5 separate regions of the Mus musculus genome follow, and regions 1, 2, 3 and 4 are each linked to region 5. The links are chromatin loops, found by intact Hi-C in ENCODE. Cell type or tissue: left cerebral cortex. All regions are shown on one strand.

Region 1 (5,000 bases), 68 kb after region 5:
GGTGCAGAGACACACGCAGGGACGTAGCACTTAAGAGGGAAAGTGACAAAGTAACTGCTTGGAGAAATCTGTATGTATAGGGTCGTGAATACTTCTGGCCTACTCTCCTGTCACTAGCCAAACTGGTAAGTGCCATGCTTAGAGGCATGGCTGATTGTTGGCAGGCAAAGAGTGTCATTGGCCCGAAGAAGAGTGGGGATCTGAACAGAGCTCCGTGACAACACCTTTCAATCAAGCGTGGCCTGGTTTCTGACCTTGGGCCCTGTGGGCCAGTATTAGTTTGCAAGGCTATTCTAGAACCGTCAAGAAGGACCCAAAGAAGGATGGGTTTGCTTTAAGGGAGAGGGGAGAGCGTGATACACAGACCAGGAAGGGACACAATACTGCATGGAATGGGATTGGCACTTAATTCCAAACACAACAGTGATCAACAGCTTCTTAGCTTGGCTGACTGCAGACAAACACGACACACACTGGACTACAGCATTGGTTCACTGGGGCACAGAAGAGTTCTCCTGGCGGCCATCTTCTTCCCAGCCATCCTCCACTTTCACCGATGCGAGGTCTGGCTTACTGGATGAAGGGCATCCTCTCTTTGTTCTCGCTGTCCCCTTCATGGTCCTCTTCTTCCTCCCCTGCCTCGCTGGTCTCTGTGCTGTCATTGGCCATCTGCAATTCAACAGAGGTCATGATAAAGGTCATGTATCCCACTCCCTCACCATCTCTGAGCATTGGATGAAGCATCACTGAGATGGACTGAAGCATCATGGGATGGACTGAAGCATCATGGGATGGACTGAAGCATCATGGGACGGACTTCTTTCAGACTGGTCATTTCTATATTCTATAGGAAGAAGTCTCTCTGAGGACCCCTTCTATACCCTTTACTAGTACCTGCTAAGGCTCTGCTGCCGCCTTTAACATCACTTCATAGCTCTGGAGATAACCTCCTTGGGTCCATCCTGATTCTCACGATGTTCTGGATTCAGCTTGACTTCATGTTGTCATCCCTTCAATTCTAGCTTTCCATCTAGAAGGGATGAGACATCTTCCCTACCACTGACGCTTCAAATACCCATGCTTCACTGTCTCTTTCTTCCTTTGGGTGTCAGGGTAAGAACATTCTCAGAAAACAGGAACTATAACTCAACAGGGGTAGAGCTGAGCTCTTGTTGGCCCAAATGGGAGCATCTTTTGGTTTTCATGTGACGGGTTCTGACCCTTGGTCAAGTAAACCTAACCCTAGACCAAGGACCATCAGAACATCATGGGTTCGTGGAGACAGGCATTGCCTTTGCATGGAAAGCCAGTGCCAGATAGTTTGTTTAAATGCAATAGTTGGCCAGGGCAGCTCTAGAACCTTCTATGCACGGTACTGAAAGAGACATATTTACGTAGACCACAGTGTATTTGCGTGGGAGTCCTTGGACCCTAGCTCTTCCTTCCTAATTCCACAATATCATTCCCTACTTCAATAGTCCTGTGATGTCATATTTTTAAAAACTATATTCATGTTGTTATCAGCAATGTAAGTGGCACAAATGACCCTTCCTTTAACTCTCTTGTGTGGAGTGAAATTGCGGTACACCTAAGCTATAGAAGACAAGAATCTGTTTCTGAAAACATACACTTGGGCTGAGAACCATAGATCATTTTACTTATTTCACTTCTATTTCTTGAAAGTGGCAGATACTGCTGCACAAACCTCCATACTTTCTTTGTTTGGCCTACCTAGAACTTAGAGGGGTGGGCCATACTCAGCACCTGCCTTTCTAACTGACTGAGAGGAACCTGTCAGTCTCTTGCTTATAAATAGGACCAAAGGTGGTGGGCTAAACTTTCCCAGGTTGCAAATGGGACTGAGAACCCAGCTTTGAATGCAAGCACTCAGAGGTTCAAGGCTACATCCTATGCCATCTGTCCCCCAAAGATGCTAGTTTGGGACCAGGTAAATCTTATGTGCTGTATTCTTGTGGGTTGCTTGGATATTAGGATTTTCTCCCGACGAAAGCAAGTGAATTCAAGAGGAATACCAGAAGAATCCTGAAGGTAGTGAGCACCAATCTGTTGGGTCCATGTATGTGCATTAAGATTAGCTAGGAAGCCTTTGCATTGGTGCCTAGACATAACAGTTGTAAATGTTTGGTTTTTTCCTATCCATTTTCTGTCTGTCCCCACTCAGCAATTTTCCTGTCTTTCTCAAACACTTTAATTTTTCCATCTCCACTTTCATTAGTCCGTGGCTAATCCCTCATTCTGGCATCATGGGAGAGCTTGCAAACTGCCTGTATTTCCTCGGACACCAGCTCTGACTACTTCTGACGATCCATCGGTTTGTCTTTGGTGTTGAGCTGGGTAGTTCCCTCTACGTTCCACTTACCAGCGGGGTCGGCGTCTTTTCCACATCCAGAATTAACTTCCCGATGTTCCCTCGGTCGTGGATGCGCTGCATGGCCTCTTTTACCTGGGGCACAAGACATGAGAGACATGAGTGAAATCAGGAAAATGTGCCCGAAGAAGGCAATCCACCCGCCTTCCACCAGAGGGCGCTACAGCTCAAATAGTGGTTCAGCCAGCAACTTTTTGTGGCGCAAATCTATTCAATCGACTCCTGTCAGTCACACATGCTGACCTGTCCTGTAAGTCTTCTGGGTCTGAAAAATAAGGGTTGTAGTTTTCACAACGAAAGGATAAATATATATTTTATAAGTCAGAATGGTCTGGCAGAATGTTAAACAATGAGAGTATTTGTGAGGGTTTGAGACCTGCCTACTTAAGTGTTACGTAACTCTGCTTCATAATTTTTGGCTAAATAAGCTAGTTACCAGGGCAAAACCCGCATTTGCGAAATCCCTTAGCTTTCTAGTTGCTGGGGTAAAACTGCTTCTACCTAGCGGCACTCTCGTTAGAGGAGCATCTTCCCTAGAAACAAGGACCTATGGTTTCCTTTCCCACGTCCAGGCGCTTATCAGACTCACGAATGTCACTGCGGGACCGGATGGGGACAAGGATGGGGGACAGTGATCACCTGCGAAAGGAAAGTCCATTTGTTCTGAGCCTTTCTTTTTGCTGCTGTGCAGAACATGAACTGCAGGGGGCGCTGTGGGGATTAATAGAGAAGACACTGAACCTTGCCTGCCCTCCATGTATGTCTCAAGTGAAATCTAAACGGGATGCAACATCTCTTGCCTCACAAAAGTCAATTTATAAAAACTTAAAATAGGTTGAGTCTAAATATTTTTGTAAAGTCTCACAATTTTAATACTCTTGTTCCTTCAGCTTCAAGGTTAGATGCTCTGACATTAAAAAAAAAAAAGTCAGACATCGTTAACTGCGCATAGGGAACTCAGCCTGTGGCTGATGGAGAAATGTTTGCTTATTTGAAAATCAAAGGCTTCTTGCTATTCATTTGAATCCAAACTCACAGAACCATTAAAATGTTTGTGTTCAAATTGCTTTTCTGGGACTTTAGAGACACAATTCCATTTATGGGAGAAAAACATAAAAGATAATGACTTCGTTGCTTTTAGTGGCAAAACACTGAAACAGCTTATGTGTCGAAGTAAAGGGATGGGTAAATAAACAATGGCTTTTTACATTCATCTACCAAGTGGGGATGTTGCAGAGCTGTTAAGGAAAAGAAAGATATATGCCACTAATTATAAAGTAGACACGGCAGGATCGAATGCTTTTGTAATCTTGCTAAATGAGAAAACCGAAAGAAGTACTTTTATTTACATCTCTATAAAAATGTAGGTATTGTAAAACAGCTGGGAAGGAAGGCTTGCAGGTGTGCCTTGAAAGTCAGGCGGAGAAAAGGAGGGCATTTTGACTCTACCATCCAAATAATATTATGCAGTCATGTGCTGTCAAATCAACACTTAATATAAATTCCATGGGTCTTTCCAATGCAGTTTTTTTGGTCTCTATGCGATGAGGAACAACCTGTTTTTTAGACTGAGAATGTCAGGTAATTGTGAATTATTATTATTATTATTGACCCCGATAAACAAACCAGTTGAGTCCTTCCATTTACATGATGACTTCTGAAGTATTTTCACACTTGGTCATAAAACCTGGTACCATTGGTCACCCCTGACCATCTGTGGAGGCTGATTCTGAAGCTCTCCACGGACTCCAACATAGAACCTACATAGAACCTACACACATTTCCCCATAGACTTTTTTTTTTCCTAGATTATTTGTTCCACCAAGTACCACATGATACTGTGCTCTTCGACTGTCTAGCAAATCACGAAAGCAAATCAAAGTCTTCACATTCAGGGCCTGGAGAGATGGCTCAGTGGTGAAGAGCACTGACTGCTCTTCTTAAGGTCATGAGTTCAAATCCCAGCAACCACATGGTGGCTCACAACCATCCATAATGAGAACTGATGCTCTCTTTTGGTGGGTCTGAAGACAGCTACAGTGTGCAATCAATCAATCAACCAATCAATCAATCTTTTTAAAAGTCTTCATGGTCATGTAATCCCCCCCCCCGCCCCCCGTATTTCCTCATCGACGTTTGCTGAAACTGCTGATGTAGAGTCTGTAGATGAGGCAGGCTCACTGTGCTTACTGAAAAGCTCTAGGTCATGGCAGATGGTTGCTAGCACAGCTCTCTGCCCCTTGTGGGATTCATATCCTTGGGTTCTTTTCTCCTTGAGTGTAGGCTGGAGCTAAGGGACCTGCTGCCTTCCCTGCAGAGCACAGCAGAAGGGATGGTCTCCTCTTTTCAAGATGAAGTTAGCAAATGGCCACAGCATCCACAAGGCAATGACTCTAGAGAGGCATACTGTGTTAATGGGAGGCTGCCCTGTGGAATCCCTACATGACCGAGACCTAAGACGAATTCCATCCAATAGCCAGTAAGCAACTAAGACCCTCAGCCCTTCTGAGGAACTGAATCTTGCCAACAACCCCCAAAGAACTTAGAAGTAGTAAATACTTGTCCAGTTAAACCTTGAAATGAGATCATATTTCAGCTGACATCTTGACTG
Region 2 (5,000 bases), 360 kb after region 5:
TGGGGGAGCAGGGGCAGGAGGATCCTTGTGGTTGGCTGGATAGCCAGTTTAACTGAATCTGTGCACTCCAAGTTCAGTGAGAAAACCCCAATCTTAGAAGCACGGCACGGCACGGCACACACACACACACACACACACACACACACACACCCCAATCAGAGATAGAGACAGAGAGATAGAGAGAGAGACAGAGAGAGAAAGACACAGAGAAACAGAGACAGGTACAGACAGGTAGGCAGACAGACATAGAAACATAAAGATATAGATACAAAGATAAACACACAGAGATACACATACACACACACACAAACATAGACACACACACAGAGACAGAGATAGAGAGACAGACAGGCAAACAGAGGCAGAAAGACACAGATACACAGAGATACACACAAAGATACACACACACACACACACGCACACACACAGAGACACGGACACACAAAACACAAATAACGCATACAGAACACAGAAGAGGGTTTGAATACAGATAGGAATTACTTGTAATTTCTAGCTTAAACTCTCATCTGGGCTCCTTGATCTGAGCTTTCACAGAAAATAGAAACATGATAAGCCTGTTCTGATCCTCTAACCTTTCACCTTTTGGTAATGAAATCTTTCAAAATCTATTTATTTATTTATTATTCATTCATTGACTCATTCATTCACTCACTCATTCATTTATATAGCTATGTGCCTACATGAGTTTATATGTGCCAGGTATGTACAGGTGCCCATAGTGGCCAGAAGAGGGCGTCAGATCCCCTGAAACTGAAGTTATAGGCAGTGTGAGCTGCTGTGTGAATGTTAGGTGCCCAGTCTGGATCCTCTGCAGGAGCAGTGAGTGTTCCTAATCCTGGATTCATCCATCCAGTCCCTGACTGGATCCTCTTAACTCTCAGTTTTCTATTAGTAATATTAGCACATTCTGGAAATACGTCAGAGGATTATATTGATATTTTTCTTTCCTTTTCTTTTTCTTTCTTTTAGAAATACTACTTATAGATAGAGCCTAGCCCAAGCTCAGTTCCCCAAATCACTGGCTGTGAATGAGATTAGCTATGACTCCCATGATATCGCCTGTTGGATTTGTGGGGTGCATTTTGTTAGAATGTGCTAGCAGGTGAGCTCTTTGGGGAAGGGCAGTTGTGATCTGTGTTTGTAGCACAAAGAACAGTACCAGGCATATGATCATTGTTCTACAAAAAAAAAAAAATACCTCTATCCATCAAGCCAAATGGTGCTTCATTGTACAGACGAGAGAAGCAAGGTACAGAGACAGTGAGTGTCATGGAGGCAGCAGATCTCTGATGGAACCCAGTAATATGGCTTCCCTGTTGAAAGTATTAAGCCCACTATGAACACAGAATGGAGTCAGTGTTGAAAAAAATAAATAAAGGAAAGCAGAATTATAAAATACCGTAGGCTCTAGCTCAGGAAGGGGCTTTTGGCTTTCACTGTGTAGCCAGAACTAGTTTGGAACTTGCAGTGTAGCCCAGGCTGATTTTAAATACATGACTGATTTCATGCCTCAGCCTCTGGAGTTCCGAAATGGCAGGTATAAGCCTTTTTGGAACTCCTGTTTGTAGCCGGAGTTCATGCCTGATTGACGAGCAGTTGAATCCTGCTTCGCATGGAGCCTTCCTATCAAAACTTTACCTGGGAGCTCTGAGAACTTCAGCTTTCCCATGCTTCTGCCTTGAGGATGTTGGTGGGCCTCTATTAAGAAGGCATGAGTGACCAAGGGTAGAAAGTGGTCCTCATTTGAATAAGGGCCAATAGTTGGTGGTGGACAGCATGTTTACCTGTGTGGAAGCCCCTGGAAACAATGATGGACAGCGGCTGAAGCCTATCTTCTGGAGTTCCGGGTCAGAGCTGTGGTTTTCTATCACCACATCCCTGGTGAAATGTTTGTAATGCAGTGGCATGATGTAGCAGGAGGGGCTGCCTTAGCAGGCCCACACTGAGACATCCTCCCCTGAAGGACCAACCATATGACAGGGCTAGTGTAAATGAAGTTTATTTTGGGGTATGAGTAGTGGGATTGAAAAGGGAATAGAGGCAGAGAAAGAGAGGGGACAGAGAGAGACAGAGACAGAGACAGAGAAAGGAGAGAGAAAGAAGAGGCCAGGAACATGCGGAGAGAGAAAAGGGGAGGAGGGCGGAGAGGGAGGAAGGGAGGAAGGGAGAGAGGGAGGGGGAGAGGGAGAGGGGGAAGGAAAGGCCAAATCTATAGCAAACCAGGCTGGTACCTGGCTGTTGCTAGGTAACTGTTGGGAGGAGACTAGACGAAATGCTAACACCTAGGTAATTTATTTCATCACTCTGCATCACTCTGTGGCTTTGTGTCCTTGCCTGGAAAATGAGCATTAATATTATTTGTTTTATTGAGGTGGTGGGAGGGCTGCATTTGTGCCTTGCACGTGCCTAATGCATCACTGGAAAAGATGCCCCTCCCATCGTCTTGACTCCCACAGCCCACACAACCTCTGACTCTCACACTGGGGAAGAGACTATTACCTTTGATTGGAAGGAGATAATGGAGCCACCGAGGTGTGAATAATCTCCCATGCTAATCGCCCTCCGATTTTAACCCAGGAGGCACGTCATCTGAGTTACATTTTAGTAAGTTCAAAGCTTCAGGACAGTGGGATAAGGGTAAGCCATGAATACTATAGACCTTTAGATGGCAAATTAAGTTTGGGGGTCACTTGCATAATATTTTATAGCTGTGGGAAGCTGACATCGCTAGGTTAATAGTCCAATGACTGGGCCAGGCACAGTGACTGTCATCTCTAAATATTTCTCGTGCTGTCATCTCTGAGAGCATTGACAATAATTTGTTCTATGCCCCTGTCGCTAACCCTCATCCATTTCCTTGTTTAGACCCAGAACAGAGGAGCTTGGGTGTGTTGTGTAATCCTGCCCTCTGCTGGTTGTAACACATACTACAGCCAGGAAGAAAACCACCCCCACCCAGCTGCCCCCAAACAACCAGAAAACCGAGGCCAACATCATGCTGAGAGTAAGATGCTGGAAGATGCTGTGAGGAGACCATAATGCTGGGTGCCTTGGTAGTATGCAGGAGGGAGTTTCCTGAAAATCTAGTACTGGTGTAAGAAGATAGTTTTATTTTAAAAAGCAGGGATCCATTAGAAAGGGTGTTTGTGTTCCTAACAATCTCCAAGATTTCAGCAATTTTGGAAAAGCTACCAATTCATCCTCCGGATTAATTATCACTCTCCTGCATGGCAATTCCCGAGAATAAAAAACGGTGTTTTAGGAGAATCCTGGTTTTCCTGACTTGGAAGCTGGTGAGCATTTGTTTTATTGAATTGGTGTGTGTGTGTGTGTGTGTGTGTGTGTGTGTGTGTGCTGCACCATGCATGCGGAGCTCAGTGGACAATGTTTAGGAGCCAGTTTTCTCCTTTTACCTTTGAGGGTTCCAGGGCCAGAACTGGGAATTGTCAGGCTAGCAGGGCAAGTGCCCATACCTTCTGAACCATCTTGACACACTAACCCATGGGCAAAATGGATCAAAAAGGCCTAACTGAGCACATATTAAAAGTAAATGAAAGAGTTGCAAATGCATTCGCTTTAAGAGACATGTGGTGAAGATGGGCTGGGTCTCAGCCGTGGGATGTCATTATCATGTCAAGGAGGGGGCAGTTCAGAGTGGAGCCAATGTGTTATGACATTGGTCTTGCTTATTGACTCTTAGTGACCCTTGTCAGACTCCAGCGATCCACAATAACAGGGCAATGTCTGATGTGTTGGCTTTATTAACTGTTTCATCCTGGTATTAAGTCATATTTCCTTGTATACACAAGATGATCAATAATGTAATAAATTTATAATTTATTAAAGCTCTGCTGACCATCTCTGAGTCATATACACGTTTACATTTGAAAGGTCCTTTATGCTTATGAATATTCTCTTGGAGTGTGTGTGTGTGTGTGTGTGTTGAGATAGTCTCATGTAGCCCATGTTGGCCTCTGATTTGCTACATAGTCAAGATGAGCTTCCTGTCTCTTCCTCCTAGGTGCCAGGATGATTGTTGCACACCATACCTAGCATAGAGGAATGCCTGTAGGCTGGACATTATCCACATGGACTGACTGACCATGGGGTTAAATAGCTCCCTACAGCAGGACATTACATGGTTCCACATTGTACCTTGTGATGACGAATGTCCTATGAAAGTTCCTGAAAAACAAATATTCGCATACATTTTCAATGCAGTTTTGGAGACAAGGTCTTCCTGCATAACCACGGTTGGGTTTTGAATTCTGGACTGTAACTTTAATTTTTTTTCAAATGCCTCATTTTTAATGGTGGTTCTTAAACACTTTAACCTGACTTGTAGCGCCCCCTCCCCCGCCCAGATAATAGAAAAGAAAGGATGGGGGAGTGAACTTGGTGGGGGGGGGGAGCGAACCTGTTTAGAAAGGTTCTTTGGAGCAACCCCCATCATTGTTGTCTGGAAATGGGCTGTTCATTTCACAGGTTAGCAGCAGCAGTAATCTCTCGAAAACACTTTAGTAGAGTCAGGTTAGCAACAGCAGTGACATAGCCAGGTCTCGGCCTTGGCTTGAATCAGCAGGAGGGACACCAGGAGAAGTTCTCAGCTGTGCCTTTCTCAGGGAAGCAAAGATCAATAAAGATGTGAGACCCACAAGCATTGCACAGCTAGCTGTACCAGCAAGCCATGCTCTGTCTCAAGTCACTCCATGGAGTCCTCTTTATACCCTCCAAACATCACGTGTCCTCCATGGGTCTTGCCTCAGCAGGGCTCTTGTCTCAGCACATGCATCCAATCAGCCTGAGTCTGCAAGAAACTGCAGTACATCACCAGAAGGTTTTTGGTGTGGTTCTCTCTGTGGAGTCCTGACAAATGCAGTTCAACTACGCAATGTAAGGCAGACCAAAACATGCATGTCCTTAGCCAAGAATCCTTCATCACATGTCCTGTCATGTGTTTGCTTTAGCAGAACATGCTC
Region 3 (5,000 bases), 770 kb after region 5:
CAGTATAAAGAAGTTCTGTCTACCCCATTTTAAGGCTGAAGTACCAAAGGATTCCTGCCCTAGCTACCAGAAACCAGAGGCCACCTGGACCACCCACACACAGAAGAACCACTTTATAGGTGACAGTAGACAGCTCAAGAGGAGAGACACCTGGCTGAGCCCATTCCAGGCTGGGAATCTTGAGCTAATACCATCATGGCTCCCCACAGCAACTCTGACCTCTTGTTAGGTAAGCCACAGATTTCCTGGGCGTGCGGTAAAGTTTACAGATATATGGCCATTCTCGGGTACTTTTGTGCTTGAGATGGCAAACGGTTCCCATGAGAAAATCCTTTCACCCCTGTGCTCCTCGTCCTACTAATTCCCACTGACGACTGTTAGAGTTTGCAGGCAGCCATTGGAGTGGACAAGGCTCCTCTGCCGTCTTCACCAGACCAAAGCAATGCACACTTTAATGACAGTAGCTGAGCTTTGGTTAATTGCAGGCTGCTCTGAAACCACTTACTTAATTAAGCTGTTCCCAGTTCGGGGCTCAGGCCGTGCTTTGGTGGGAATTTGCAATGCTGTCTTTTAGTTCCAGGAGCCGCATAGTTCGTCCATTACTCTTGTTTTGTTTTGTTCAAATAAACTCCACTAAATTTAATTGGTCTGAGGAATTTTCCCTTCTTAACACCATTCAGGCCTCAAATTGGACACCGTTCCTCTGGGAATCGTCTCTGGCTCCCTCCCCCTCCCAACCCCTTGCCCCCTCCTCCACCATTCTCAGCTCCCCACACACACACTCCTCACCCCCACCCCTCATCCCTGTGAAAGCGCTTTCTCACGGCCCCCCTCCCTGTTTTGTTCCCATTCCTCTGTAACATGCCATGTGTCTCCCACCCGGAGGCCATACTGTCAGCTCTCCTCACCAGACCAAATGTGTGGTAAAGCGGGGGCCGGTGTCCATCATGACCATTACTGTGTTCCCAGAATGCAGCTCAGCGCAGGCCAATGGTGAAAGATTCCCTGTTAGCTGTGCTGGCTATCAGCCCGCCAAGGCTCCCCCAATCCTCTTGTCAGGACACCAGTTTGATGATGGGCTCCTACTATGGATGTAAGGCAGTGAGTGGTCCTCAATCTCCCTAACGCTGCATCCCCACGCTGTGATGACTCCCCCCCACACAACTCTAAAACGATCCCATTGCTAATTTATAACTGTAATCTTGCTACTGTTACAAATCGTAATGATGATATCTGATATGCAGGGTATCTGATGTGTGACCCCCACACACACACCTTGGGGGTCATGATCTACCACGTTGAGAACCGTTGACATATTGGATCTGCTCTGCCTCTGTGTACATAGGTCTGTATCGGATCAAACCTTCCCCTGCGTATTGGAGTAGGGGGTGCAAGGTGCCATCCCCCCCCCCCCCCAGCAATCACCCCTCCGCTGCCTACAGTGTTGAGAACAGCTGCAGTCTTATGTTCCACCAGCTCAGGAGGCCCCAGAGCCTCAGCCTGCTGCTCTTCTGACACATTTCCCATTGCCAAAACAAATTTCCAAAAGACTGCAACTGAAGCTTAGCACTAACAGTGGTCTGACCACTGCGGAGCAGATCGCATCGGCAGCTTAGAACCCGACGCCTTGATTAAGGCCATGTGGAACTCACACTGACTTACTAAGTAGCTTCATTTTGCCAATTTACACGGGCCTTGTCGCCAGCAACAGCCTGCATGAAGAAGAGACTTACATCCACTGCCATCTCACCTCAACCTGAGGATGTGTTAACACTGTAAGCAACAACCACAGCCAATTTATTTCTCTGTGCTTTAAAATGTAAATAACTGAGCCTTTTATACATTGTTTTCTTTTTAAACTGTGCTATGCAAGGCTCCTGAGAATTTCATCTAGCCGGAATTCCACATTTCATTCGACTTTACTAGAACTTGCCTTTAGTATAAAAATTTTTGTTCAGCACTTGGGAAAGGTTTTTAGAAAAGAAAAACACATTACAAGCGACACTAAATTCCTTTCAGATAACTGAACATTCTCTCATGTTGTAAGGGAAGCTAGAGTTATAGAACAAATATGGGCTTGGGTACCAGGCAAATGGGAGATTAGATTTTTTTTTGATGTTTTATGATGCTGGGGATCCAACCCAGGGACTCACACCTGCTATGCAAACACACCAAGCCCCCAGCTCAGCTCGAAGACTGAATCTTCTGTTCTGTTCTGTGTATAGTTTTATTTAAAACAAACCAACCAACCAAACAACAAACAAACGTGCCTAAGAGATAACATCAAAACTCAACTTATCAAAGTGTGAGGAGCTGAAGATATATTCCTGATGGTCTCAATTGATATACCTACATCAACTTGGATCAATGCAAGCTCATTTGATGCAATATCAGTAGCCATGGTAGCAGGAACAGAGGAAGGCCGCATGGGATTGGTCCTAGTTCATTGTTTCTTGGTTCCTATGGAGACAACGCTGGCTCAACTTTTACCCTCAGTGCTCACAGCTTGGGGAGCTGAGTTGCTCACTAAGGGTGTGTACTGTTCCTGCAGAAGGCCCAAGTTTGGTTCCCAGCAGCCATAGCAGGAAGTTTGTAAATGTCTATACCTCCACTTCTAGGTGTCTAATGTTCTCTTCTGTCCTCCACAAACACCTGTACTTATGTGCACGTACCCAAGCGTAGACCTAGGCACACAATTAAAAATGAAACGAATTTTAGATAGAAACAAGTATTTAATGCAAAAGCTTTCGATGTATGGTGTCTCTGTCTCTCTCCCTGTCTCTGTGTCTGTCTCTCTGCTGCCCCACCCCCAACCCCCACCCCTTGGCAACTTTTAGCACGCACATGTGGAATAGTAACTCTGCTGTTGAAAGCCACAAACACAAGGATAACACAAGACCTGCTAAAACAGCTCTTCTACACCCAACAGTGGAGTCTTGGTGCCCTCTGCTGTTCTCTCAGCATAGTGCGTGCCATCCTGTGTTATTTAGAGGGAGTTGGTGCATCTCTGGACAGAAGCTGCCATCTGCTGGGTACAGTTACCCTTAGGAACATCCAGGGTGTTTGATGTTGCAGACTGGAAACCTCCAGGGATGGGTCTATGTGACCCATATCTCCAAACCAGTCTGGAAGGTGAGCTTCTAATGGCCACAGAGTTTCCTTCCAGCAAGGGAGCAGCTCTTTCCTCAGAAAACCAGTCACAAGTCCTTCTCATGGTTATAGCAGCAGTAACAACTGCAGGGGAGAGGAGACTCCACTTGAGAGCTGTCTTAAAGCTGTACAGCTCTGGGGAGCATCTTTCACCCATGCTAGGGCAGGCTTTTCAATGATGCAGCTGCCTTAAGGCCCCCCCCGCCCCCTGCTTGCTAAGTGAACCTAGTAAATGCACTACTTTACTCCAGTGGGCTTGGGTGTAGTCTCGTCTACTGACATCGTTCTATCCCGAATGAGGAGATGTTTGTCTATGTGCCCCCAGGAAAAGTCAAAGAACATTGCCACCTGTATACCGGGTAACTTTTCTGTTCATAGTTCTTTGAAACACCTTTCTGAGGCATATAGGAAGTTATGAAGGCTCAGTGTTATGAATGATGTTGTCACTGTAGAAAGGATAAGAGGGAATTTTAACCAAAAACTATTTTCTTACATGTTATCTACTACACATTAGAGCAAATATATATATATATATATATATATATATATATATATATATACACATATATACACACGCATATATATGTGTGTATATACACACACACACATATACACACACATACACACACACACATATATATATTCACATGTATGTAACAGCAGTTGAAAAAGAGGCCATGATTTGGGAGGAAGTAGAGGAGACAAATATGGCAGGGAATGAGGGAGAAGAAGAGAGAGGAAATAATATAATTATACTTTAATTAAAATTTTTAAATGGAGAAAGCAAAAGCAATTGGACATGCATGCTAGAGTATATAACGGTAGTTAGCATTTCTATTGGCAGGATAAACCACCATGACCAAAAGCAACTTGTGGAGGAGGGAGTTTACTTTGTCTTACAATACCCAGGCCATAACTCTGTTCCTGAGAGAAATCATGGCAAGAACTCAAGGCTAGAACTGGGGGGCGGGAAGCTGATGCAGAAACTGTGGGGGAACGCTGCTTACTGGCTTGCTTTTTAGAGCTTGCTTAGTTTGGCTTCTTATACATCTCAAGGCCACCTGCCCAGGTGTGGCACTGCCCACAGTGAACTGGACTCTCCCATAGCAGTCATTAATCATAAGATTGCTCCACAGGCATGACCACAGGCCAATCTGGTAGGGCCGTTTGCTAAACTGAAAGGGTTTGGATTTTTTTTTTTTTCTCTCTGTGAAGAACTGACTGGGGACACAGATAGATACACTTGTCAAAATTTAAACATCATAAGAGCGTATACAGGTATCCAAACACCACGTGCCATGCCATGCCATGCCATCATTTGTATAAGTTTTATGTGTTGATTTAAAAAAATCGTAAGAGGCCAGGTATTAAGGGGTACACCTAATACCTTAGCACTTCAAGAGGCTGAAATAGGGGGATTACTATAAATTCAAGGCCAGCTTGCACTAAATAACACATGCCAGGCTAGCTGGGGATATGTAAAGTCATCCAAAGGCCAAAAGTCTCATCCTGAGACCAGCAGGACTAGGACTGCTTCTACCCTGCTCCGGGCCTGCGTGTCCTGGTACACCATAGCCTTATGGCTGCCAACTCTGCCACCCCTGAGGCAGTCATGTAGCCGGGTGTGCAGATTACAGGTTAGACTTCCTCTCTCCCTATAAGGACATGGCCCGAAAGCTCCTGGAATTCCTCTTCATGCAAAGGAAGCATTCCCAGGATCTTGACACCAGCAATGTACACTCACCCCCAAAACCCCTACCCACTCCCTAAAAACTCTCTCCTGCCCCGCACTCATGCCAGGCAAGATCCTGCCTAACTCACCCACCCATCCACCCACCCACCCAGCTAAG
Region 4 (5,000 bases), 450 kb after region 5:
TTCAAGGTCAGCCTCGGTTACTTAGCAAACCATTGTCTGTAAACTTTTATGTATGTATGTATGTATGTATGTATGTATGTATGTATTTAATGTATGTGAGTACACTGTCACTATTTTCAGACACACCAGAAGAGGACATCTGATCCCATTACAGATGGTTGTGAGTCACTATGCGGTTGATGGAAACTGAACTCTGGGGTGACTGGAAGAGGAGTCAGTGTCCATAACCACGGAGCCATCTTTCCAGCCCCTTGTCTCTAAACTTTTGTAGGGGGCTAGAGAGATGGTTCAGCGGTTAATAGCCTTTGCTTTACAGTCATGAGAACCAGAGTTTGGGTCCCAGTAACATATAACAAGCCAGATATGCTACAAACATTAGTAACCAGCTCCAAGTGACCCAATGTTTTATTCTGGCTTCTGTGCCACATGCACACACACAGAGAGAGAAAACACACACACACACACACACACACACACACACACACACACACACTCCAAAGCTATTGGCTTAAGCATGTATGCATACATAAGAAGTTTCAGAGTCATTGTTTCTGGAAACAGAATGGATGGGTGGGAAAATATGAGGTTACAGATGGCTTGTACTGCAGCAAAAGCCTTCCCTGTCGGAGGCTGAGAGCAGCCCACCATTTTTCTGTGTACACATATAAATATTTAGAAGGCAAATGGGCAGCATGGCATGCTCTTTGGTGAGCACAAGATACCGATGCCCAATACAACTTTAGAATATATATCTGTCCCTTGAGGAGGCCCTGAGGATACAGTTTCAAACTGAGCATTAGGCTCCACAAAGCCCAAACACACACTGGGGATTTGCCCCTAAAAGTATAGTCCAAGCTGCCCATACTAAATAAATTTAATGTTTGCATTTTGGAACCTAACATCATTTTGTTGAATGCCCCCTAAGTGTTAGGCATGACACTTAGGCACTTCCCATAGGTCGTTTCCAAGTTCATTTAAAAAAAAAAAAAGAACTTTCAAAAGGGCCCGAGGGGGATGGTTAACATGTTCTTGTGGAGCTCTGTCATAGTGGAATACCACACCTATTATACCATTTAGGAAAATGGGTACATGAAGGCATGTCACTTAGCCGAGGTTGACATAAGCCTGAAGTTGTTATTCTGCCTCTGTCTGGAAAATCCATACCAAAGGGCTTTCTTCCCTTAGGAAGCTGTGATATTTAGTTCCCACACTCCACCTGGTCCTTATTCAGTATCAACATCTCAGATTCTGTGTGTGGGCAACCGAGGAGAGGCCAGGCAGGTTTCAACGGAAACCTCTCAGTTGTAAAACCGATGCCAACTTTCCAGGGTGACAGGCAGGAAATGAGTAGAGCGCAGGGGGGAGGGGTGCGGGTGTCTTTAGGAAGAAGGAAAGATATTTAGGATGCTAATAAGCGGGGAGACCCTGGTGTGGCATCTATTTGAGGAAGAGGGTCAGAGATTATTCTGATTCGGTATTCTTCACCCCACCTTGGTTGACTTTTGTCCAGCACTAATGGGGAGACGTCTGATACCAACAGAAATATTATTTTCACGTCCCCCATGTGATGCAGGAAATTACTGCCAGAAAGGGCAAAGGCAGAGGTCAGCCTGTGTCAAGTCCCACGGAGTCCTTCAGGCTCCTCTTTCTTCCTGGGCAAATTAGCTGAAGGGTTTGCGAGCTTCTCTGAGAGGAGATGATGGCAATCACCGATTGAGCGCTCTCAGGAGGCAGAGGCAGACATGAATTGATGGAAATGGGTAGGACTTCCCTCACGTGATTGCTTTTGCTCAAAAACTCTGCTCAGGAAATTGCGGTCGTTACTCAATAAGTGCTTCATTGACCTGGGACTTCCACGGAGTCCTTGAGAAAACAGCCTATTGGCAGAAGGGGGTTGCTGATCCAAGCGAGGGAGCATGGTTCAGCATGCAGGCATAAACAACGCTTTTGCTGTTTTGTGATGATGTTGCTCCGAGTGACAAGTACCCAGTTTCCAGTTTACACTGGGGCATTGGCTTAATTTCTTTTCCTATTGCGGAGATACAAAAGCTACTCAGCGGAGAAAGGGCTTAAATCAGTTCACAGTTCAAGGTGAAGTCCCTCAAGTGAAGTCAAGGCAAGTCAAGGAAGCTGAAGCAGATGGTTCCATTGTAGCCACAGTCTTAAAAAACGCAAAGAAATGCACCCAAGTTCTGCTCACTTCTCCAATCTACACAGTCCAGGGTGATGGCCCTAAGAAATAGCCCGAAGAAATCCACTGTGTTTCTTCCGGTGTTTTTCTTTCTGCTGCTTTGAAAACTCCCATGACTAGCGCAGACTGCTGGGAACAGTCAGTCGCCAGGTAAGTCTTGCCATTTATTCCAACCCTCTGGGGGAGAATCCAGGTTCCAGAGGTGTGCTGTTTTGTTCCGTGTCCACCAGGTGGCAGCCTCCCCACGGTAACTGAAGCAGCAACCGTCGGCTTATTCAGCATCTTTTTTTTTTTTTTGGAAATGTTTATTGTGTTTATTGGGCAACTCCAGCAGGCTTGACACGGTACCGAGGAGGCAAATGATCCAGCCTCTGCCCTCAAGAAACTTACAAAGGCTTGACTTCAAAAGTTCTGTCAATCAGGCTGGGCTGTTTTCAATCTCTTAGCTCTGACTCTTTAAAAAATAAATAAAGGCTAGAGAGAAAAATGAGTTTCATGGAGTCCTTATTTGTAATAGGCATTGAGTTAGGCACTTTGAGTATAGGATTCTTCCCATTGACTCTAGAGGAGTCCTTCAAGCTGTCATTTTACAGAACAGGAAACTAGCCATATCTGGTTTTAATATCTGGAACCAAGGGGCTGGTAAAACATAGAAGCAGGCCCACACCCATGCTTTGTTGGTCCTCCCGTCTTTAGAGACTTTATTATGTCTCGCTGTGTATTTGCTTCACAAAGTGCTCAGAAGGTAGAGCCAGCGACAAAGGCTGCTGGGTATTTTGACGTACACTATGTCCCTGCAAAGGTTGGTAATAAGCAAAGACTCTGCTTTGGGGGAAAAAGTCATCTCTTGGCCCTATCAGGGAGATACCAACAGGATCTCCCTGTGTTCCTACAAACCTCTCGGTAAGACATGGCATCCAAAGATATGTCCTTTATGTTTTCTGCAATGGTTTGTCTATAGTATCAGCATGCAAGCATTAATGCCTGCTGGTGAATGCATCTAGCAGTCTATCTACATATGTTTATAGATTGTGCATATGCATATTACAAAGCAACAAGTAAATGTTATCTGGGATATGATTTACAGTGCATTTGCCTAACAGCTCATGGAGGGCAGAGTCCTGAGTGTGTCTAGCATATTCCAGTCACTTTTGTTCCTTTATGTTCCGGTAGCCATTCTTTGAATTATTTATCTCACACCCAGATCTACTGTGTCAGGAGTCCACCAAACAGAACTGGTTGGTACAAAGAGTATAGCCTGGGGCGGTGGTGAGCTCATGTGATATGGAGGCTGGTTTGTTCTAGAATCTGTTATCTGCAAGATAGAGACCCAGGAAAGTGAGGGGTATGGTTCAAACCCAAATTTAGGCCAGGAAATCCAATGATGTTAGTTCTAGTCAAGTTCAAAGTCCTTTGGCAAGAACACCGTGGCTGTCCAAAGTTAGAAGGTAAATGGAGGCCTGAGTCCAGGCCGAGTGATTTCTTCTTTCTTCCACTCTTTTGTCCGTTGTGGAGCCTGCAATGATTAGGTGAAGACTATTTCACTTATGAGGCAGGGTTTTTTTGTTTGTTTGTTTGTTTTCCAGACAGGGATTCTCTGTATAGCCCTGGCTGTTCTGGAACTCACTCTGTAGACCAGGCTGGCCTCGAACTCAGAAATCCTCCTGCCCCTTGCCTCCCAAGTGCTGGGATTAAAGGTGTGCGCCACCACTACCCCGCTCTTTATCCATTCTGCCAACCCCAACCTCCCCAGAAAACATGCCTATAGACATTGGGTAATGCTTCACGGCTGTCTGGGCACTGCTCCATTCAGTTATATCGGCATATATAACCCGCCACTACAGCTATAGGAGAGACTGGCATCTGAGTTGAGAAACCGTGAGGGGTGACCGTCAAGAGGAGGCCACTCGTGGGAAGCAGGAAGAGAGTAGTTTGGCAGGGCAGGGCAAGGCAGGGCAGGGGACTATGCCAAAGAAGAAAGCAAGTTCAGGCAAAGTCCGACAGGGGAGCTTCCACCGGATCCCATCGGGACAACTTTGGAAAGTAAGCTGTGTCCTAAAATCTGGGGCAAGGGCGATGGGGATTTCCCAGGATCGCACCTGTCTCCCTTTGTTAAGAGTAGGGATGGGAGACTCGCTTACACCAGAACTTGTGGCTTCTTATCTGTGCCTGTGAGCACAACCAACTTCATTAACCCAAGAGCAGATTCTGAGAATACTCCCATCGGATGGGAAAACCCACTGACTCGAGGTACAAAGATACCCTAGGGCACGTGGGTGGGGCACTGACATGTCCTCTTCACTCTGTGGACTCTTGGCAGTCTTCAATTTGATGCTTTCAAACCCTTACAAAGGCCTATAATTTGTAGTACTTTGCAGCAAGTCGGTAGTTCACACCTCCAGTCGGTCTGACTGCCAGTGTTTTGTTTGGTCGGCTGAGGTTCCTACTCTTTGGCTGTCTGACTTCCAGTCTGGTCTCTACTGTGATCCGGAGTTAGTAGATCAGTTGGCCATCACACCCCTCTGTGCAAAAGCCATCACATCACACCCAGAAGACAGGAGATGGGAGGTCGGGCACCAGTAGTGGCAAAACTCACTGAGGTTTAGGGCAGTGCCCATCCTGAGCCAATGCCATTCAGATCCTGCTGTGGGATGGCACCTGAGCTGTAGAGTTTGATGTGATCGACTGGATTCCTGCTGCCTCGGGGGAGGGGCTGCGCATGCGCATCCCGCGGGTGTAATGTAGTATACCTGTGGTGAGCAGAGGACTCCACCTTTTGTGTGAGAAGGTTTCTCACCATCCTGGAGTT
Region 5 (5,000 bases):
CAGGGGCTTGCTTTCAGTGGCCCAAGGTCACGGTTAGCAACAGGGAAAGGCTCTGTGGAGGTTTCCAAGACTTCCCTGGGAAACCACTGCGAGCCATCCAGGACATCTGCTTAAAAATACAGATTGCTGGGCCTCCAGATCAGGTCCCCATGGCAGGAGCTTGGCTTTGAAGTTTTCTCTATTTCCTCTTTAGAGGAGTAAGACCTAGGCGCCACCACCGCACGGTGCAGTGCCACCTAGTGAGCGGCAGGGGGCGTGCGGCGGGTGGCCAGGTGACGGGACCTTGACCCAGATCCCCTAATAACGGGGGACAGCCTGGGACAGGTGGCTGGCATTTCGGATGCGCATGCCCGCCTGGCAGGGCAGCGCAGGGTCCAGGCCTCGCAGGACACGGCTCCCAGGAACGCCGCTCCAAGGCCGCTTACTTGGCGTAGTACACCCAGCCGTCCTTGGTGGTTCTCTCCTCCCAGCCCGGAGGCAGCTCATCCTCACTGTCCGTGTCGTCCAGGCCCGCATAGCGCAGAGCTGCCATGCTGGAGACAGAAGTAGCCGCCTGCTCTCCTCAGCAACTCACTCTGGCTTCAACCGCGCCGCGCGCGTCCGGGAGGGGACCAGACCGCTCGCGCCTGCGCACTGCTCGCCCAGCCGGTCCGCGGCTGTAATCCAGTTTCCGGGTTTTGCAGCTACTGGCGGGAAAGGGGGCGGAGCCTGAGAAGAGCACGGGAGGGAACGCGGAAGAGATGGAACGGCCGTGGGGGGTGGAAGGAAAAGCAGGAACGGCTCAGAAACTGGAATAAGCTTCCTCAGCCTCCTGGAAGGGGCGTGCTTACCCAGTCATCATGCAGGACTCTGCACGTTGCTGGGCGACCCGAAGGCACTTCCTTATTGTTTTACCCAATCCTGAATGAGTCCCAGCAGTGAAGTATCCTGGGAAATGTAGTCCAAGCTCAACTGGACTATAAAGGGGGGGCGGGGAGGGGGGAAAGGTTCTGATGAGATTATTCTGAGCTCCAGTTTCGTCCCATGCCCTGCAGGTGTACAACCTTTTGACACTACGACATGATACTGTGACATGGTCATTTCCAAAATTTACACTAGAGAAGCCCTCAATCGAATATCCAAATAGGAAAAAGAAAAGAAAAATCTCACAATGCTTAAAGTTTAGGATTTTTGTGTTGGGCAGCATTTATTAGTATCCCGGGCCACGTGTTGCCACGAGCCTCAGGTTGGACACACCTGCGAGAGTAAATGTCCTGACTTGATACTATCCAGGTATTTTTCCATTCACAATCTGTGTTGTTTATGTAAATATGCCATTTAAAAAAAAAAAACCTACACTTGGAGAACTAAGTGACTCCAGAATTTGGGAGGGTAAGTCAAAACGATCACAAGTTCACAAGTTCGAGGCCAGCCTATGCTATAAAGGGAGCCAAAAATCGAGAACATGCAAATTCTCATGCCTCCAGATTCTCTATTAAGAGAGAATGGTCTTCCAACCATAACTTGGTTCTCTTGTTCATAGGCGGCACCTGATTACAAACTTGCAAAGCAGACTTTTAAAGCACCTGAAAAAAAAATCCTGGTTATAAATATCCTAGACCCACAATGTGAAGCCTACCTTCACAACAGCACTTAGTCCCTTCCCCTATTTGTTTATCATTTCTGGCTCCTGGAAGTTTAGCTTTGACTTTGATCTAACAAGGATCTATCTGCATGTAAACCCAGGCAAAGAAGATTTTTCAGGAGCTTGAATACGTGTGAGACAAAGCCAACACCCACAAAGTCATACCCTAAGGAGATTTTATGACCATCTTGTTTCTGTAAAAACATCTGCGCCACAGTAGTTATGAAATGAGGATTTTTTAACTATCCAAGCTTGTGCTTCCGAAGCTGCACGCCAGGTGGCGCTATCAGCCTGCAGTTCAAAGCCTTGGTTCCCAGCAAGGAACCTTTGAACCTGTTTTTTGTTTGTTTGTTTGTTTGTTTGTTTGTTTTTAATCGATTGTTTACTTTCTTCTCTAGTAGAAATTTGCAACAACAAGATGCACTCACTTTTGCTGAGTAAAATTTGACACCACTCAAAAGAAACGAAATGTGTGCAAGGGACACGGATTTTAGTAGGCTATTCCTAGAACCCAACTTCTCTAATGTATCAATACCAGGAAGTTGGTTATTTATTTCAACACCTACCCACCCCCAATACCCTGCAGACCTGATTTAACTTAAATCATGAGTCCTTGCTAAATCAAGTTTGCTGCTTTGATGCCAAACTTTACCTACAAAAGGGATCTGGGAAGCTTCCTGACTCTTCTGACAATGTTCTGAAAGAATATCGAAGCTTAGAGTGGCGGCTCTTGCCAGTGAGGTCAGCATATGGGAGACTTAAAACAGAAGGTTAGCGACTTCAGCGACTGTTATTATCCCGTTAGCATTTGTGTGTGTGTGTGTGTGTGTGTGTGTGTGTGTGTGTGTGTGTGTGTCTAAGCTCCGCCCCACAGTTACCCTGTAACAGCCAGGTGTGCTTGAATTACTTTAAAGAGACTGCTTGCTCCCTCCTCTCTCTTGCCTTCTTGCTCCCACTCTGTCCCCTCGTCCCTTCCCCCCACCCACCCCATCCGTGCTCTTGGCGGCCTCTACTTCCCTCCTCCTCCTCCTCCTCCTCCTCCTCCTCCTCCTCCTCCTCCTCCTCCTCCTCCTCCTCCTCCTTCTTCTTCTCTCTCTCTCTCTCTCTCTCTCTCTCTCTCTCTCTCTCTCTCTCTCTCTCTTCCCCCCCACTACACTCTCAACTCCCCTCTCTGAGTAAGCTCTATACTATACTGGCTGGCTGGTCCCTCAGGGGGAAGGGATGCCTCAGCATGGGCCTATAGAGGCACCCCATTCCCACATACCTGACTACAAATCCACCAAAACATATTCCTCCTCTCTTTATCTTTTTATAAACACACGACAGTTACATTTATTTTTATATTTTAATTAGTTAATTTATTTATTGCTGCTGCAACAAAAGGATTCTGAGGGGGAAACTCCCTGTCAGTGTGACCTCACTTGGGTTTGTCACAGGTGCAGAGTTGAGTCTGGCAAACAGATGCTGGAGTTTCTGGGTCCTTGCACCTCTTTCTAGTGAACTGTATAAAGACACATGAAAATCTTCAGGAATGGTGATTTATTAAGAGCAAGATAAAGAGGTGCCTGGAGATGTGCCAGGCTTCAACCTGCGGTCTGCCTCCAAAAGAGCAATAAAGGAATGAGAGCTGAGCCACACGCTGAAATAAACCCTAACCCTAACCCTAACCCTAACCCTAACCCTAACCCTAACCCTAACCCTAACCCTAATCCTAATGGGCTGAAGTAAATTTTCATGGTCTACTAACAAAGTACCCACTTCTCCCAAGCTCAGGGATTTTCTGGGCTTGCTCTTTTGGTTGAAAGAAGCTCAGGTAACTTAAGGGCTTCCAATCTTTCCTCCCAGGCTCTTTTTATCTTGGGATTTTTTGTTTTGTTTTATTTTTGTTGTTGTTTTGGGTTTTTTTTTGTTTTGTTTTGTTTTTTGTTGTTGTTTTGGGTTTTTTTTGTTTTGGTTTGGTTTTTGGTTTTTGGTTTTTTTTTGGGGGGGGGGGGGGTTTTTTCGAGACAGAGTTTCTCTTTGTAGTCCTGGCTCTCACTCTGTAGACCAGGCTGGCCTCGAACTCAGAAATTCACCTGCCTCTGCCTCCCAAGAGCTGGGATTAAAGGTGTGTGCCACCGTGCCCAGCCCCAGGTTCTCTTTCTTAAGTTGATCTCCAGACGCCAGTTTCCTATTTTCCTGCCTCAGAAATAAGCATGTATGTGTCCGAACTGAAACACACAATGGAGAGTGGGGAGGGCTTTCTGAGGACCAAAGGCAAAACCAAGACAAACAAACAAAGGATGCTCTCTGTAAGTTTGAGGATAGCCAGGGTGACATTGTGAGGTCCTGTCTCACAGTGGTTAGAAAGGATAACCCAATGCCTTGGTTCTCTTGCATTCCAAAAGAAATCAGGAAGCAGGGATACACAATGGGAGATGTCCTTGTTTGCGTTTATGAAAACCAGGAAGAGAAAGAACCTAGTTGCTCTCCCCACCACCTGTGGCAGTCTTATTCCTTACAGAAAAACCAGGAGACAAAAACCAGAAGCTATGTGGATTTCGCCGTGAGACCGTTTTTTTAACAGTCCACTGGATAGGAAGGGTTTGACTTGGTCTTAGGTTGTCCTCAATCTCAGAAGGCTGCCTCCTGCTAACTGGATTCTCAGAAAGGAGAGGCTGTTATATTTTATCAGATAACACCAATGCAAGGTGTGACGGCTAAGACCTGTGATCCCAGAACTCTGGAGGAAAGGGACAGAGGATCAGATGGGAAAGCCCATTCCTCACCATATAAGCCCAAGTATAACCTGGGCTACCATGGGACTGGTTCAACCAGTCTGCAACTGAAAATAGTTACCATGGTTACAGCATAAAGGTTCCAAGGCAAGAGAGAGTTTCAGCATTAGAGTTTCCTGTAGTTTATCACTGGCATCTGATCAATGACATGAATAAGGTGAGTGACAGACATCAAGCTCCAAACTTCTTGGTCTCTCTGAAACAACCTATCTGGGGAGCTGGAGAAACAGCCCTCTAGACAAGAGCACTTACCTAGAGAATACAATCACTGTAATCCAGTTCCAGGGGCTCTGATATCCTCTTTCAGCCTCTACAGGCACCTGCCCTCGCATGTACACACACACAGTCACACATAAGTAAATATAAAAGAAATCGTTAAAATAATAGATTAATATTGCTGCCTTCCGCAAGCAGTGTTGTTTCGGTCAGAGTTCAATCAGTAAAATAAACCAGTGTTTCAACATTTAGAATTTAACGAGAGTTTACTACACAGAGAATGTAAAGAGGAAACATACGAGGGCTGGAGAGATGGCTCAGCGGTTAAGAGCGCTGACTGCTCTTCCAGAGGTCCTGAGTTCAATTCCCAGCATGGCTCACAA

What was found. A loop is a pair of places that touch in the nucleus more often than their neighbours do. Peaks named below come from ENCODE experiments on the same cell type or tissue, not always from the same donor. Only the 100,000 strongest peaks of a DNase experiment are listed, where the experiment ranks them.
Region 1: it touches region 5 in a loop (5-fold over the local background); 6 of 42 quality-filtered maps call a loop at or near these places.
Region 2: a loop joins it to region 5, with 6 times the contacts of the local background. A loop is called at or near these places in 38 of 42 quality-filtered maps.
Region 3: a loop joins it to region 5, with 14 times the contacts of the local background. A loop is called at or near these places in 21 of 42 quality-filtered maps.
Region 4: a loop joins it to region 5, with 8 times the contacts of the local background. A loop is called at or near these places in 5 of 42 quality-filtered maps.

Annotation. Positions count from the first base shown.
Region 1 is chr8:114,367,316-114,372,315 of GRCm38, reverse strand. It overlaps Vat1l (vesicle amine transport protein 1 like), which reads right to left. Exons shown (of 9, transcript NM_173016.3): 8 at 2,381-2,464; 9 at 1-669. The coding sequence ends at 571. Among named protein-coding and RNA genes, the nearest start is that of 4933408N05Rik, 18 kb to the right of the region's middle. In left cerebral cortex, CTCF peaks have their summits at 2,538 (motif pointing right) and 3,095 (motif pointing right); DNase peaks (open chromatin) are centred at 2,541 and 3,080; H3K4me3 peaks cover 532 bases.
Region 2 is chr8:114,079,157-114,084,156 of GRCm38, reverse strand. Gm30107 (a long non-coding RNA gene) reads left to right here and starts at 3,017. Exons shown (of 4, transcript XR_879214.1): 1 at 3,017-3,314. In left cerebral cortex, a CTCF peak has its summit at 2,928 (motif pointing left); a DNase peak (open chromatin) is centred at 2,936.
Region 3 is chr8:113,662,725-113,667,724 of GRCm38, reverse strand. No RefSeq gene overlaps it. Among named protein-coding and RNA genes, the nearest start is that of Gm30052, 11 kb to the left of the region's middle. In left cerebral cortex, a CTCF peak has its summit at 2,991 (motif pointing left); a DNase peak (open chromatin) is centred at 2,964.
Region 4 is chr8:113,982,466-113,987,465 of GRCm38, reverse strand. No RefSeq gene overlaps it. Among named protein-coding and RNA genes, the nearest start is that of Gm30107, 96 kb to the left of the region's middle. In left cerebral cortex, a CTCF peak has its summit at 2,407 (motif pointing right); a DNase peak (open chromatin) is centred at 2,409.
Region 5 is chr8:114,435,304-114,440,303 of GRCm38, reverse strand. Wwox (WW domain-containing oxidoreductase) reads right to left here and starts at 652. Exons shown (of 9, transcript NM_019573.3): 1 at 426-652. The coding sequence starts at 532. It overlaps Gm30330 (a long non-coding RNA gene), which reads left to right and starts at 4,495. Exons shown (of 3, transcript XR_388053.2): 1 at 4,495-4,558. In left cerebral cortex, CTCF peaks have their summits at 51, 255 (motif pointing left) and 1,899 (motif pointing right); DNase peaks (open chromatin) are centred at 743, 1,480 and 1,856; H3K4me3 peaks cover 924 bases; H3K27ac peaks cover 403 bases.